Regions from separate parts of the Homo sapiens genome. Here region 1 is linked to region 2. A link is a loop called in an ENCODE intact Hi-C map of the cell type or tissue named here. Cell type or tissue: heart right ventricle. All regions are shown on one strand. Each heading gives the region's core, and the rest is flanking DNA. Links, peaks and the distances in the headings are about the cores only.

Evidence for each region. A loop is a pair of places that touch in the nucleus more often than their neighbours do. Peaks named below come from ENCODE experiments on the same cell type or tissue, not always from the same donor. Only the 100,000 strongest peaks of a DNase experiment are listed, where the experiment ranks them.
Region 1: a loop joins it to region 2, with 3 times the contacts of the local background. A loop is called at or near these places in 13 of 110 quality-filtered maps.

What each region holds. Positions count from the first base shown.
Region 1 is chr14:105,479,825-105,482,716 of GRCh38, reverse strand. CRIP2 (cysteine rich protein 2) reads right to left here. Exons shown (of 8, transcript NM_001312.4): 8 at 2,555-2,892. Among named protein-coding and RNA genes, the nearest start is that of CRIP1, 5.6 kb to the left of the region's middle. RefSeq lists enhancers at 301-620, 1,401-1,510, 1,179-1,900 and a silencer at 1,641-1,790. In heart right ventricle, for the core only: CTCF peaks have their summits at 606 and 1,688 (motif pointing left); DNase peaks (open chromatin) are centred at 616, 1,346 and 1,686; H3K4me3 peaks cover 1,893 bases; H3K27ac peaks cover 2,500 bases.
Region 2 is chr14:105,195,941-105,198,832 of GRCh38, reverse strand. No RefSeq gene overlaps it. Among named protein-coding and RNA genes, the nearest start is that of NUDT14, 16 kb to the right of the region's middle. RefSeq lists enhancers at 1,390-2,171, 2,172-2,892. In heart right ventricle, for the core only: no CTCF peak of the experiment used is centred there; DNase peaks (open chromatin) are centred at 1,372 and 2,240; H3K4me3 peaks cover 1,344 bases; H3K27ac peaks cover 2,500 bases; H3K27me3 peaks cover 1,875 bases.

The DNA.
Region 1 (2,892 bases), core at 292-2,791, 280 kb before region 2:
GGGCCTGGAGGAAGGGTGCTGGGGGTCCCGGGCAGGGGCCAGAAGAAGTGGAGACAGGGGTAGCTGCAGGCTGAGCTGGCCCCACAAAGATGCCTGGCTGGGGGCACCAGTGAGGGCCCCACCAGCCCAGGTTGGAGTGGGGGATACCTTGGAGGGACCTGGCCAGGAGACACGGGAAGACTGGACAGTGGGGGTACAGACGGGGAGCGGCACAGCTCGGTTCAACAGAGCGCCGGGGTGTGAGCTTAGCCCCATGGGGCACCAGGGCCTTGTGGATCCCTGGACTTGGTTCCCAGGGGTTCTGAAGGGGAGGGATGGAGCAGATAGCATTTCAGAGCCGCCTCACTGGCCAGGCATAGGTCCAAGTAGAAGAGAGTGAAGGTTGAGGGCAGAGCAGCCCCCAAGGCAGGGACAGAGAAGCAGGCACGCCCAAAGGCAGAAGAGCCCATTCCAGATTCCCCTCCCTTTTAGGGGATATCTGGGTCTGTGGGCACCCAAGGGAGCACCTGGCTGGCAGGCGGCTGGGAGGGCATAGCTTCCTGGAGCTGGAGACACCAAGCGAGCCCTGTTAGTGCCGTGGGCACCCAGCCAACCCCAGCAACACCGCCTAGCGACGCAGTCCAGACAAACAGTAGCAACAACCGCCCCGGTTTCCATGACAATGACTTGGAAACAAACACGGCAGGCAGGCGTCATCCTCAAACCGGCCCCGCAGGAAATGGTCCTGCCCCAGCCAGACCTGGGGTCGGGGGTGCTGCTGTCCCTGGCGGGGTCAGGGGCTGATCTCTGGAGGAGACCCCTTACCCACATCATCCCCGCAACCGACCCTGGAAGGTCTTCTGGCACACAAATCCCCCACCGCCGCCCAGGTTTTAGAGAAGGGCACACCACCCACCACTCTCCTCACGACATAGTTTCCACTGGAGGCTCCCAAGGGAGGGGGGTCCAGCTGAGCCCTCCAGTCCCCCCCCCGCCCCCCGCCCCGCCAAGCTGAAAGCAGGAATTTCCCATGCAACCCTGGGAGCCCGCAGCAAGGGCGGAGACGGGCACTCCGGAAATTCTCAGTTCTCCCGAAACAACCCCCCAACACACACAAGGAAGCCTGGGCCTGGCAGGAGGGGATGAGAAGGGGAACCATCCCAGCCTCTCCTGTGAGCAGGGGTCTGGAACCTGCCTGATCCTCCCCTCTGCCTGGGGTTGGGGACTGGCCGTCCCTTCCGCAACGTCAGGCCCCGGGGGTTTTGGCTGAATTCCAGGTGGGAGGAGACCGCACTGGGTGCCTGGCTGGAGGGCAGCTGTGGTACGGCTGGACCCCGGAGCCAGCCCAGGCCCCGCCAGGACATGGATGGCTGCTCTCGGGACAATGGGCTCAGCATCCAGGCTCAGCTCCGTCTGAGCCCATGGGCTGGAGGGTGGCCAGGCAGGGAGCTGTGCCAACGGCTGGGAGCAGGGAAGAGGCGTAAAGCCCCGGCCACCCTGTAGCACTGGGGACAGGGGCCTGGAGGTGGCCAGGTCTGAGTGCCCCTCACTGAAGGAAGGGCCAAGGCAACTTCGGTGTGGTGCCAGGAGCAGAGGAGCATAAACCAAGGTGGGAAGTCCAGATGGCGCCAGGACAGGGCTCAGCCACTGGGGAAGGTCTCCACGTTTCTGCTCTGTGCTGCCAGAATGGGACAGTGCGCCCTCTAGTGGGCACCCGAGGAGTGGCGCACAGCAAAGGCGGGGCGCGGGGGAGGGGAGAGCTCCTTGGAGCCGCCAGCGCCCCTGGCTGAAAGGGCAGAGCCTGGACCATGAAGACGCCAGGGGCGAGTCGGTCATCACTAAAACCTTCACCAGAACACTTGGGCAGGGATTCTGTCCCTGGGCCACACCCAAGGCAGGCCTGTCCACAAAAGCCTGTCCATCACCCTATGGACAAAAGCTGGAAACAGCCACGCTGAGCCTCTCCAGTCCTTGCTCTGACCAGAGCCCCCAAACCCTCCTGCGCATCCCAGTCCAGTCTGGGGCTGCCAGAGACCTCTGTCCCACCCGACCTTCGCCGGCTTCCCCATTCTCTGCCCAGGACCCCTCCTCTGGTCCCCGGCCCCCTTCCCTCCTCAGCCACACTCTGCTCTCAGGGCGGACCCCTCCTGCGCTTGCCAGGGTCCACACACCCAGGCAGCTCCGGGTTCTCAGGCCTGCTGTTGGTATTTTCAGGGTTCTAGGTTCAACTTTTCTCCAAGGCTCTGTCCTCCATGGACCCCACCCTCACCTGACCCTGGCCAGGACCCTGGCCCCGGAATGCCTCCCACCTTCCTTACCTCCCCACAGCCTGGCGTTCTTACTGCCTCCCCATCTGGGTGGGCACCACCACCCAAACCGGAGACCACGCTCCCCGCCCCCATCCCTCCCTCCTGCTCAGAAACATCCCAGGGCCCCACCTCCCACTATGACCCCCAGGAGAAGAGCCCACCCCCACTAGCAGCCAGGCCCAGGGGTGTTGGCTGGGAGCACGCATGGACCGGAGAAAGGGACCCTGGTCTGGGATTTGCATCCATCCCACAAGCAGAGACAATCCTGCAATCCTCAAACCGTTTATTGACAGCACAAGGCTCAACAGCAGGTGAGCCACGTGAGGGTGGCGAGCGCTTGCGAGGCAGTGTGGGCACCAGGCAGGGGATCCCGGAGGGAAGCCCTCTGCCAGGGACATGGTGAGGGCGTGGCCATCACCCACGAAGGGAGCATAAATAACACTGGCAGGTGGGTGGGCAGCAGGAGAGGGAGAGCGGACAGCGCCACGGGGACACGCAGGGTCGGCGGGAAAATGCTGGGACAGGGTCACACGGGGATTCGGACACGCAGACACAGAAGGGATCATGGGACGCCCAGAGGATGCCAGAGGGGGCAGACACACCA
Region 2 (2,892 bases), core at 134-2,633:
GAAGGCAGCCTGCAGCACCCCAGCATTTCTGGCATACTGTGGTCACCACCCCAGCCCACCAGCAGGGGCCCAGGGTGATCATGCTCAGCACCACCGCTGCCAAGGTGGTCCTGTAGGACCTGCATAGGGGAGCTTCCCTAGAGCTCTGGTCACAGCCCCAGCACCCTCTCCCTGGTACCCCCACCTGACCTGACTCCTGGGGACCCCAGCAAATAAGCAGTCACCACTATCCACCTGCCCTGCCATGGCTTGCCACCGCCTCCAGGTTGCCACTCCAGAGCCTTGCTCCTGTCCCTGGTCCAGCATGGCCTCAGCTCCTGCTGTCCCCACCTGTGCCCCTGGGACTCCTTGCCCTCCCTGTCAGCACCCGGCTTTCCCCTGACTGGGGTCTATGCCCCGCTGTCCCTGCCTGTCACGCCTTTCCTCTGTCACCTCCTCCCTTGGCAAACTCAACCCAAGTGCCACCTCCAAGAAGCCTTCCTTGCCACCCTCACCCCCATGGCTGGGCCAGAACCTGCTCTGGGACCTCTGCAGCTGGCAAGTGTCTCTTTGTCCTGACTCTGCTCACCTTGTGTCATCCCTGTCCTGGCCAGTGGCTTGCTGAGGGAGGGGTCTGTGGCTGGTAGAGATGATGGCAAGAAGTGCCATGGGCTGGACGTCTGTCTGGGGCTTGCCAAGACCAAAGTGGGCCTGGGCTATCTCATCCTGCCCAGAAGAGAGGGGCTGCCTCAGTTTCCCCAAACCTTGAGTTCTTGCTCCTCCTTCAGCCCCCAGCCCCTGACCCCTCCCAGTGCCACACCCCTCCTGTGTGATTATCTAATCCTGGGGCAGCCAGGTGCCAGGCTGCTGCGGGAAAACGCTGAGACACCCCAACCCCTCCCGGCCCTTGCCCTAATGACAGCTCTGCACCTGCCCACACAAAGCCTTCCCAGATTCGAGTGGGAACGTGGTGCCCCTGAGCCCTCTGGAGCCAGCACAGCGCTGACTCCTGATCTCCCTGGGTGCTCAGGCCTGGGGATGGGGGACAGGGAGCCGCCTCTTCACTGGTCCTAGGTTCAGTCTCTGCCAACACAGAGCTGCCCCAGGCCTCGGGAGGAGGTAGAGTCTTCAAGGAGAGTCTTCCGGAAACATGGCCCTCGAGGACTCGGAGGCTGTCGGACAGTCCTGCAGAGTCCAGGGGGGTGGGGGGTGGGCAGGAATGTGGCCTCTCCCTCCCGATGGCCCTGCCCTGAGGCCCAGCTGGGGAGGATGTTCCTTGGAGCAGACCCCCCCCACCCCATGTCCCCTTGCCGCATACACAGGCATGAGGCCCAGGCTGCCCCTGGGGACAGCAAGTGACCGAACCCTGCAGAAAGCCAGGAGATGCTGCAGCCACGTGGCCAGCCCTCCCTGGCTGTCATTCTGTCCAAAACAATGCGAAGGAAACGCAGCCAAGCCCTGAGGCTCTCCAGTGTCATGACGTCTGGTGCATTTTGGGGAAATACCAAACATCACGCCCTCTTAAAAGCGCGGCTTCCTTGGCGTGCACAAGGGCCAGGCTCTCAGGCAGCTGGGTAGAGTCTGGCCCCCACATACTCTCGCCCCCCACCCCGACCCCGCCTGCCCAGGGCTTGGGCCGGACCCCCAGACCCCAGGGCGGGGTCAGGTGCAGGGACGGGGTCAGATCATAGAGGGCCCAGACTGCGGGACCCGCCGTATCCTAGGGGTTCAGATCTCCGGGCAGGGTCAGGTGCAAGGGGCAGGGCCAGATCCCAGGGGGTTCAGTTCGTCGGGGGAGGTAGAGGCGGGGCCAGATCCAAGGGGGGGTCAGACCGCGGGGCAGGGTCGGGGGGCAGGTGCTAGGGTGGCTCCCCGGTGCGCTCCTGGGATTGGTCCCGGGCGCTGGCTCCTCTTTAGTCCCCAGCGGGGCGGGCACGGCCCCCTGAGGCCGCAGCTGAGCCTCCCACTCCCGGCCTGCGGTCCCGAGTCCCGGCCGCACCTGCCGAGGCCCAGGCCGCGAAGGAGGGAAGGCCGAGCCGGGCATTAGCCCCCGCGCCGGGCGCCGCGGGGAGGGTCTTATCAGCGCGGGCAGCTGGCGGCCTGTCCCTGCGCGAGCGCCCCGGCCCAATTCAATGGCCATTGTCCGCCGGTCCCTTTGTTCTGAGGTGTCCGCTTCCTGCCAGGCTAGGAGCGGGCGGGCAGGAAACCCTCCGAGCCGAGGCCCAGACGAGGAGGCCGGCCCAGCCTGGGGTCAGAGGCGACGGCAGACCTGGCTCGGGGCTCCCGGGGGCTGGGGAGTGAGGCTGGGGCTCGGTGTGCGGTCTGCAGGGCGGGGGCAGGAGCGGGATGTCCCCTCCAGGGGGACACTGTGAGGGCGGGGCTCCCGCCTCCAGATCCTGCGGCGCTGGGGGCGGGTGGAGGAAGGAGGAGGAAGACCCTGAGACAGAGGGTGCCCCTCCCAGCTCTGCAGCCTTCCTCTGCTCCCTGCTGGATGACAGGCTCAGAGAGAGCGAGGGCAGGCTCAAGTTTCAGGGTCGTGAAAACCCAGCGCCCACGGCCTCCCATGCGGAAGACGCCCACCCAGGACCGTGGGCTGGGAAGAGGGGCTGAGGCCTGGGAGGGGAGTGATGCGGCCAGGGTTCATCCCTCCTTCACGGGGGCCCTGCGGCGCTCCTGACCATCTGAGGCCGTCTCCACCCCCTCGTCCTCTCTCCCCTGTGCTCCACGCTGCCCATTCACCAGGCCCCACAGGTTCGCCCAGCACAGCACCCTGGTTGGCTGGCCATCGGTTGTAAGCTCACCCGTAGCTGGGGCTGGGTCTCTGGGAGCTGGTGGGAGGGGGAGTTGGCACCAGTGCCACAGCCCACCGGTGCCCACCAGAGCTCCCCATGGCACTCGAGGCCACTGAACCAG